3 separate regions of the Homo sapiens genome follow, and all the other regions are linked to region 1. A link is a contact called in ENCODE Hi-C or POLR2A ChIA-PET data. All regions are on one chromosome and are shown on one strand. Each heading gives the region's core, a stretch centred on a gene start or an enhancer-like site at or near the end of the contact. The rest is flanking DNA. Distances are from core to core; before and after follow the strand shown. Region 1 overlaps SLC12A2-DT (SLC12A2 divergent transcript). Region 2 overlaps SLC12A2-DT (SLC12A2 divergent transcript). Region 3 overlaps CCDC192 (coiled-coil domain containing 192).

Region 1 (3,104 bases), core at 320-2,819:
ACATTCCTGTTCAAAACCCTAAATCTTTTCGGTGAAGTTAGCTGGTAATTGTGGTGTGCTACTTTGGTGTTTCAAAGTGCTTTGCTAAATAACACATTTGTGGGTCTAGGCATGTCCATATTAGTTTTTAAAAAGTTTTACCCTTTCAAGTTTTCACTAAGTAAGGTTCATTCATACAACAAACATGTCTTAAGTTTTCATCACTGCTTGTTAAGTAATTCTCTCAATCTCTCTCTCTTTCTATATATATATATATATGTGTGTGTGTGTATATGTGTGTGTGTGTGTGTGTGTGTGTGTGTGTTGTGGGCATCACAGGAAGATAAAAAATGAGTCGATATCAACTGTTGAAGTCAGTGAATCCCTAATTTCAGCAGCTGCAGCAGGAAATAGGAAATCTTATAAAGGGAGGGTCAAGGAACAGGCATCAATTCTTTGTTAGTTGCGTGGCAATGCTTTGTCTTTTTCAGTTTAGTGGAAATGGCCTCTGGCTCCAAGGGAAAATCCAGAAAGGAAGACCAGATAATACTGTGTTTGGCATGGTCCTAAGCCAGAAACCAAGGCTTAAAGGACTCTCCTCAATGTTACACAGCTAGGAAGTGGTGCAATCAGAAATTGAACATGGGTGCACCACTGCCAGCTGAAATAGCAGGAAATGAAAGAGTAAGCAACATGATGGATGTAAAGGGTGCTTCCTGGAGAGCAGCTCATATGGTGCAAAGTTTCTTCTACAATGAAAGCAAACTCCAACAGGTGGCATTCCATGTAGCTTTCATGATTCCACCTACCTGAACTAGATCCCTGTAAGTTTATTAAGGGGATTGTAGCTAGACTTATAAAATTAAATCAGTTACCCAGAAGTAGAACAGCCATTTGAAGAGAAGGAGAGCTTGAGAGACAGATGGAATGATGAATGTGTCTCTGAGTCTGGTTAGTTTGAAATGTCTGCTAAAACTGATGAGAAAATGCTAAGAGGCTTAAACTTTGGAGTTTTGTAAAGACAGGTTTCTCTGGAAAGTAAATAATAAAGACATAATTCTTTCAGTGAAAGAAACAGAGCCTAATTTAACGGGAGATTGGGTACCTTGTTCTGCAAGGAACCAGAGATTGAAGGCTGCCACTGGGCATTCTATGAATTCCCATGGAGTGGGGGTACTCACTGGCATTGAGCCCATGAGTGGCCCACCTGTTTGCACACCACATAGGAAGGATCCACATGGATAGCTTAAGTTCCCCAAAACCATTTGTTTTATCTAAAAGAAACACAGTCATCCCAGAGGCTTATGGATGTGCAGTTTAGTCTCACTTTTAAAGGATTTTTATGTATCCTTGTGTCTTTAAAGGCAAAACTAGCAAGTGCTTTTTACATCTGTCCAAGCTAATCTTTCCCTGCTTTAAGCAGGCAGACAGGAAATGCAGTTTGCCTCTATTACCTAACATGCACGAGGTATATAATACAGAGAAATAAGAAAAAAAAAAAGTGAGAGCATAAGGTAAACGGATTGGATGAGATCAAAAAAGGAAAATAGGAGCCTGGTGAGCAATCCTTGGCAGGGTGCCCAGAGCAGCTTCAGGAGAGGGACAGAGCCCAGCAAGAGCATTTCCTGCTTTGGGTTAAAAAAATAAATTCAACTATCCTCTATGAGGTGGTCTATTTATCCTGTGCAGCATTAGGTCATTAATTTGAAAATTACAGGTAGTAATAAAAGCAGCAGTTATTTTTTTAACACCTAGATGAATGGGCCTCTCCCTGCTTCACCCACTGCACACCTGGGTTATATTAATATTATCTGGTGTGTGGGTAGTTTCCCAGAAAATTTCAGCTTGCGTGAAAGCTTGAACAGCCTTGTTGCTTCTCTAAAACTTCTTATGTTTTCTATATCCTACTATTTCCCTCAGACCATAATCTTCAACAGAAACTAAAGGATAATCACCATATAGGCTAAGAAGAAGCATTTTTTTCATAATCATAATAATTGCTGGAATTAACAAAATCCTAAATTGTCTTCTGTCATTGCATACCCGAGTGGCTTCATGTTTTGCCTGCCTTTCAGTAGTCATCAGTTTCCCTCATCCACAGGACTTTGGAAGCTTCCTAAGTACGGCTTGCTATCATTCCACCTGGCCTTTCTTCAGGAAGTGGATGAGTCTGGCTTTCTCTTTTCACATTGCCTTGGACTTAGGGGAATTTGCCTTAGATGTCTAGCTATGTGACTATAAACTGTTTCCCATGTCAGAGCTTCCTGATGCTTATACAACATATCAGACCACAGTCTTTGAACTCTGGGCAGGTGTATGGTTTTACAGTGCAATATTTTAAGAGAATTTGTTTTAATCTTCTAGCTAAGCCTCTTTATACAAACAGGGCTGCCAAGAGCACAAATGCAATTCACTTACAAGTTGTTTGTCTAGTTAACAGTAAGTACGCAAATCAGTTTCCTGTTCACACAAAGGATTTTCTTGTGTTTGAAATCTTTGACCAACAGTACGTTGGCTTGGATTTTTACGGAGAATTCACAATGTTAATTATCTATAGTGCTCTGTGCACCAGGATGTGAGGTGACTTAGTAAGCCGCTGGTTAGTACCAAACAAGTATATTGCCTGAGTTTTTGAAAAGGACCTTTGTGTGCATAGTGGGGAGGCACCACAAAGGGCCCACATGGAAACAGAGGTTCAGCATGCAGTGAAAGGTATCAGGAAGTTGGAAGACAGCACAGAGGAAGGGAAAAGGAAAGCTTTATTGTAAGGATAAAACTAAGACAAGAGATTACAAATCATTAATTTTTTCTCAGGGTTTTTGTTCAAGGTTTTCCTCTTATGCTTCTTTTCTTGCATGTGTTTCTTCAAGAAAAATGAAGGCATTCGCATCAATAAGCATTTTCAAAGAGACTCTTGACTTTCAAAGAGAGTCTTGAGTCTTAATGCAATAGGACTGCATTATCATTAAAAGACAAGTTGTATGCAGCATCAGTAACAGAAGCCCAGCATCCAGAGCCATATGGGAGCATTGCTAATATGTACAGTACAACACAGAGATACTTAACTGTAGGAGCATAACCTCCCCCCACCCATGTATGCATTTATGTACTTTATTCTCATTGCC
Region 2 (3,104 bases), core at 354-2,853, 79 kb before region 1:
GTTCCAATGTGTCTTCAATTATTTTAGGAGAAATATCCTTTTGCAGCTATGGCTTAGGTCATGAACAAAAGAGGAAGATGGATCCCTGTGCTAAGCAAGAGCCTGGGTTCTAGTATGAGACTGCCTATGTTGGTATTTCCCATCTGCTACATCCTGATTATGTGATGTTGGGCAAATTCTTGAGCTCTTTGTGATGCAGCTACCTTATTAGTAAAATTGGGAAGAAAATGATTCCTGCCTTGTAGATTGTTAAGAGGATTTAATTAGCAAATGGATAAGATATGTGTAACAGTGTCCATACATTAGTAAATGCTCAAAAAATGTTAGCTATTGATATTGTTATTACCATTAAAGAAAAAGTGGTGAACACTGAGCATAAAATTCAGCAGTATAGCACTTGTCATTCCTGTCTATTAACCCTCATTGTCCAATGTATTTGCTAGGTGCTGGTAGAGATTCCTAGTTTGAACTTAAATTAAATTTGTCACAGGATATCCTTATTGGAAATCCCAGATATGTGTTTACCATTCTGACTATTAGTCTTCTTTTTTTATTTTTTTATTTTTTTGGGTGGTGGGGACAGAGTCTCACTCTGTCGCCCAGGCTGGAGTGCAGTGGTGTGATCTCGGCTCACTGCAAGCTCCGCCTCCCGGGTTCACGCCATCCTCCTGCCTCAGCCTCCCAAGTAGCTGGGACTACAGGTGCCCGCCACCACGCCCAGTTAATTTTTTGTATTTTTAGTAGAGATGGGGTTTCGCTGTGTTAGCCAGGATGGTCTTGATCTCCTGACCTTGTGATCCACCCATCTCAGCCTCCCAAAGTGCTGGGATTACAGGCATGAGCCACCGCGCCCAGCTATTAGTCATCTTTTTAAAACATTCCTCCAGGTTTATGTGTGTATGCTCACAAAAGACACAAAGAGTTAAGTCAAAATGTACGGAGACCAGGAAGGCGAGTCTATCAGTAGCAGCAAAATGAAGATGTGAACAATCAGAAGTTTGAGGATCAGACAGTGACCTTCTGCTCCAGGCTACAGTAAATCAGAAAGGCACAAAATTTTGAAGGAAGAAAAAAGATTCATCTTTATATATATTTTTTCCCTAACTGCTATACAAAGCCCCAAAGCCTGGAAGTGTTAATTATTATATGATCAATAGTCCTAGCCAAAAAGAAAAAGAAAATATTTAAATATTGAAAGATTAATTATAGATAATTTAAGTCATATGACATAGAATGCAAATAGGAGTTTGGCGGCCACCAAATCAAGAACTTATTTTAGCAAAAATAAGAACTGTCTGTTTAAAATTTTAAAAATTTACTATGTAATTATTTTGAAGGTCAGATTTTATCAAATGAACCCAGTCTAAAACTACATGCAAAATATTATGAAAATGTATTAAAATAGCTTCTTCTGTTTTATTTACCACACCTACATTCTTTGTGCATATTCACATAGGAAGCAGCTAGAACTCAAGCAGGCAATTCCTTTATCTCATCAAAAATAGAAGCCAATAGTTGTAATGACTCACTTGTTTCCTTCTGCTTTCAATCCTTATCTTGGGACCACAGATTGCATTAGTTTTTTAAGTAATTGTACATCTTTTGTGAAGCACTTTGAAGTGGTCTGGCCATGTTTAGAATTCCTAAACAAAGCTAAGTTTGTGACTGAGCCCTATCTCTTTAATGCCACACTTAATATGATTTTGAGATCCTGCACAAGTCACTGACAAAAGGATCAGAGCCAAGCTCTTAGTTAAATTAAGAGATTTTCCTATAGTTCAATTTGTCATACTTTTCTTCACTTCTAAAATATACTATGAGCATGTCTAATTATAAATTCTTGGTAACTTGATGCTTAGAATTTTTTTCTTCTGTATTGTCCTTGACACCAATTTCTTTTTTCTCTGCATGAAATATAATTCAGAAGTTTGAAAACAATGAAGGTCCATATGAGATTAACCCAGGCACAATGGATTTGACTATTAATACAATGTTAAAATGTGTGGAGTGGAGTGTAATGGAAACTGCTAGTAGCTCCCCCAAATCCATTTTCCGCTTAGTCTGTATTAACAAAGTCCCGGTGTCCATCTGGGTACATGGCTGCCCCATATCAAAGCTATGTTTCTTAGCCTTCTTTGCAGCTGGGTATGGCCAAGTAATTCCCTTCTGGACAATGGGATTTAAGTGGCAGTCATGTTTGACTACCTTTGGACTTTCATGTGAGAGTGTTAATTACCTCCACACCTCACCACCCATCTGCATTTCATTCAATAAAGGAATAGTGGGAAATGATAATAAAGTAGTTATTATTAGTAATTAGTGATTATCATTGGGTACTATAAAGAAGCATGAGAGAGAGCTAACCATACCTCAGTCTGTAAACAGAGTGACAGTCCTGAGCCTTCACCTGCATTCTTAATTTTAATAGAAGCAGATCCATCCTTAAAAATACAAAATATTTGTAAACTGATGGTTACTTTTCAATTGAAGGTTATCACGTATTTTAGACACTACCCACTGATTTGCCTCTGTTAAAGGTGAAAAATGGGAATTGGATCCAAATCATGGCAAGAGAGATTTGGGCTATAAAGATAAATTTAAGGAAGAATTTAAAATACTAAAAATGATTAAAATCTACATAAAAGACCTCAATTTTGACTATATTTGAAAACAGGATAAACAGATGCATTTTGTATTCCAGTTTCTTCAGTCTCCTTTCTGATACAGAGTTGGATGAGTCCCCTACATATTGCATTTATTTAAAATTATAGAAGCACTTTTCTGTGAAAATAAAATACAGTATCTTTTCTTATTTTTATGTTTCTAACGAGCATTACTTTAAAAATTGTATTCACATTCAGACATAAGTGATTCTTAGGGAAGATCAAAAAAAAAACACAGGCTTACATTTTCATTTTTGTTGTGCAATTCTTAGGTAGTCAACTAAGTATATATTTAATCATATCAACGCATCCAGTTAAGCTATAATTTCTAAGCCATCTTACAGGTCATATAAAGGACAAAGATATCTTCATTGCACACTGTAAATATTTTGTTTAAAACATCAGGTAAGATTGGATATAATTATAGTTTTCTTTATCAAA
Region 3 (3,104 bases), core at 270-2,769, 67 kb after region 1:
CTTTGGGAGGCCGAGGCGGGTGGATCACGAGGTCAGGAGATCGAGACCATCCTGGCCAACATGGTGAAACCTGTCTCTATTAAAAATACAAAAAATTAGCCAGGCGTGGTGGCAGGCGCCTGTAGTCTCAGCTACTCGGGAGGCTGAGGCAGAAGAATGGCATGAACCCGGGAGGCAGAGCTTGCAGTGAGCCAAGATCACACCACTGCACTCCAGCCTGGGTGACAGAGCAAGACTCCGTCTCAAAAAAAAAAAAAAAAAAAAAAATTAGATAGGACTAAAGTATCCGAGCAATCAGAATGCCCACGAGTCATTAAGTCTATCCTTTAAGTAGTAGGGCCTGTATTTCCATGTCATATACACCTGCAATGGAGATAGGTAATTAGAACAAATAAACATTTCAGCTTTGTCTCAACTCTTTTACAAACCGCAAAGGCTTAAGCAATTTTCCTTTATCTTTTTGCTATAATTCATTCCATCTTTAAAGGTTTGGATTTTTTTTCCCAAAGTTTAGTTTTAATTTGGAATGAAATTTTTTTTTCTTTAATTTCAACTTTTATTTTAGATACAGGAGGTCTGTCTTAAATGTTAGAAAAATTAATGCATTATTGCTGAATTTTTAAAAATAGGCCATTGTGTAACTTACAAAGCCTGGTTTGGTATATATATATGCAACATTGACACCCCGTCCCCACACATACTTAAGTGTGAAAGATTCAATTCAGAAAGGTTTTGTTGGGCTGTATTTATAAATGTTTATCAGATTTCTGTCCCTTATGTTAAACTATCCTTTGTCATGTTGATGTTCTGGACAAGTTAGTAAGTTCCAGTTGGCATTTTATATGATACTGGCTCATTTGATATTTCCAGATTATCAAAAGCCTACGTGTTTATAGAAGAGTGTAATAACTCCTCCCCTTCCCCTCTTTTTGGAAGAGGTCTACGGACTGGAGATCTCTAAAGGTATAGTGAGAACACACTTGGACTGCAGTGGGTGTCCTTGTTCTGTTTTACTAATCCCAGGACTATGGGCAATAAGACCTAGCATTTGTTGATTCTCTGTGTGTCAGATGCTTTATATGTGCATTGCTCCCAATCTTACAACCACCTTGCAAAGTAGCTATTTTGATTCTCATATTAAAGTTGAGGAAATTGAGGCTCAGAGATAGTAAGGGACTTGTCTGAGTGACTGAGCTGGGATCTGGTCCTAATTCTGTGTAGTTCCAAATCCATATTCTGTTCATTACTTCCTGGTGCCTGCCAGTGTAGCTGGGTGGAGAGAGGGTTGTCTGGACCCCAGTTTTCTCATCTGTAAAACATGGGAGTGGACAAGATTATCGCTAAGGTCTGCTTGACTTCTAACACCCGATACTGATATTTTAGGGCTTTCTGCTATGGAGACTATGACTCATTCTTAGGCGAAACCCCCTTTGGATGTTTTCAGATATCTCCGATCCTGGCTGAGATTTTCAAACAGGATGTTGACAGATATACTTAATATTAATCTTGTCTCTTGCGGTATTTGGATTACTGCCAATTCTGTGTCACTCGAGACAATGGAGAGCATTATTTTCTCTGTTCTTTTATTTTCATACAAACCTACTCTACACTGTTTCTCTTCCTAACCCTGAGCTATGTGTTTCTATTTAACCAGCTCTTGCATTTAAAAATAAAATAAAATCTTTATTTGCACATTTGGCCAACTATAACACAGATTTCTGAGTACTTTATTTAAATTCATAATTATTCAATTTCTCTCTAGAACAATGCCACATCTTCATAAAACTAGTCAACAATGAGAAAATGATGTCAGAGGACTGCACTGCCAGTTGCCAAGTGAACTACTAGAGCTCACAAAGATAAAATTTAAAATTTCTTCCACATCACCTACATACCTGAAATGTACATATGCACTTCTGATTATAATGGAAACATATTTTGAGTTCATTTTAGATTTTTTAAAGGCATTTTGAATCCACACTACAGCTCAACTAATGTCAGCATCTTAGATACTAAACCAATTTCTCTATAAATTTAGAAATAACTACATCTGTATTTTTCTGTTCTGCTAGTTCCATCCAGGAGTTAATCTTTGTCATGTAATCAGAATTACATGGTAACAAAACAACAAACAACAGCACCTTAATTATCTCAGGATTGTCTACCTTTTCTTTTGAAATCATGTGTTTCTATGATGTTTAGTCTCTAATTTTAGGGCTTTCTCCACTGCTCCAAGTATATGATAGCATCAGATAATTTACAATTTGATTATGACATAAGCACATAACAATCTTCAAATGATAATTATTGTAACCAACATTCTTTATAGCTTCTTGGCTTTTTTTAGACTTAGTAATTTGCGCAACATCTTTCATTTCCATTCCTGTTAATAGTACTCTGATAAAAACCCAATAGTACTCTGATAAAAAAAAGACAGTACTTCTGCCTGTCTTTATGCAAGGCAGCAGTACTGGGTAATGTGGGAGGATACAAATATGCTGAAGATGTAATATATACCCTCGAAGAGCTTGTGGTCCAATGGGAAGAAATGGACAAAAATTGTTAGGTAACCTAAAAGATAGTAAATGCCATACATAAAAGCACTATCAGTTGAATACCATCATCTAGATGGAGTAGAAAGAACCAGAATGTGGTGGATTAAACAGCAAATGAGAGGGAGGTGAAGAAGTGAAGATAGTGTGTGGAGATAATCTTTTCAATATGTTGACCTTATTCCAAGGTGAGAGTGGGACAAAGAGACTGAGAAATGAGGCATCAAAGGAAGTTTTTACAGAGATGTGAAATACCAACATGTTCCTATGCAGATAGTAATGAGCTAGTAAAGAGAAGTATATGATGCATGCATGAGATGAGGCAAATAAGTACATCACTGGAAAGATGAGAATGATGAGTGTGGAGCACTAGGTGGAACGAGAGACCTTAAATGGGAGGAGGGACCCTTCTTCCACTCTAACAAAAAGCAATCAGGAGAAAACAAGTGAAGAAGCAAGAATTTAGATTTGGTAGTGGAAAGATGAAAGATAAGAATCCCTCACGGATGGCTTGTGTACTCTCAATGAGTCATAAGTAAGGTCATTTTCGGC

The links. A loop is a pair of places that touch in the nucleus more often than their neighbours do. ChIA-PET counts read pairs that join two places held with the same protein, here RNA polymerase II (POLR2A). Pooled maps may share reads with other maps.
Region 2: a loop to region 1 is called in a map of endothelial cell of umbilical vein, with 8 times the contacts of the local background. The contact joins two enhancer-like sites. A Hi-C loop is called at or near these places in 3 of 168 maps with a recorded cell type or tissue (Calu3, PC-3 and endothelial cell of umbilical vein) and 3 of 50 pooled maps. POLR2A ChIA-PET finds 5 or more read pairs at or near these places in 3 of 52 experiments (MCF 10A, PC-9 and endothelial cell of umbilical vein).
Region 3: a map of Calu3 shows a loop between it and region 1 (2.5-fold over the local background). The contact joins two enhancer-like sites. A Hi-C loop is called at or near these places in 6 of 168 maps with a recorded cell type or tissue (Caco-2, Calu3, PC-3 and 2 more), 3 of 37 single-sample maps with no recorded cell type and 3 of 50 pooled maps. POLR2A ChIA-PET finds 5 or more read pairs at or near these places in 2 of 52 experiments (PC-3 and activated CD8-positive, alpha-beta memory T cell).

The regions. Positions count from the first base shown.
Region 1 is chr5:127,958,001-127,961,104 of GRCh38, reverse strand. All of the region lies in intron 2 of SLC12A2-DT (SLC12A2 divergent transcript), which reads left to right. Among named protein-coding and RNA genes, the nearest start is that of SLC12A2-DT, 120 kb to the left of the region's middle. Within about 2 kb of position 1,569, at least 12 of the 41 ENCODE cell types and tissues checked have a DNase peak (open chromatin) inside an H3K27ac peak, as active enhancers do; they include PC-3, PC-9 and endothelial cell of umbilical vein, where a contact is called at or near this core.
Region 2 is chr5:128,037,295-128,040,398 of GRCh38, reverse strand. All of the region lies in intron 2 of SLC12A2-DT (SLC12A2 divergent transcript), which reads left to right. Among named protein-coding and RNA genes, the nearest start is that of SLC12A2-DT, 44 kb to the left of the region's middle. Within about 2 kb of position 1,603, at least 4 of the 41 ENCODE cell types and tissues checked have a DNase peak (open chromatin) inside an H3K27ac peak, as active enhancers do; they include PC-3, PC-9 and endothelial cell of umbilical vein, where a contact is called at or near this core.
Region 3 is chr5:127,891,351-127,894,454 of GRCh38, reverse strand. All of the region lies in intron 6 of CCDC192 (coiled-coil domain containing 192), which reads right to left. Among named protein-coding and RNA genes, the nearest start is that of CCDC192, 190 kb to the right of the region's middle. Within about 2 kb of position 1,519, at least 4 of the 41 ENCODE cell types and tissues checked have a DNase peak (open chromatin) inside an H3K27ac peak, as active enhancers do; they include PC-3 and endothelial cell of umbilical vein, where a contact is called at or near this core.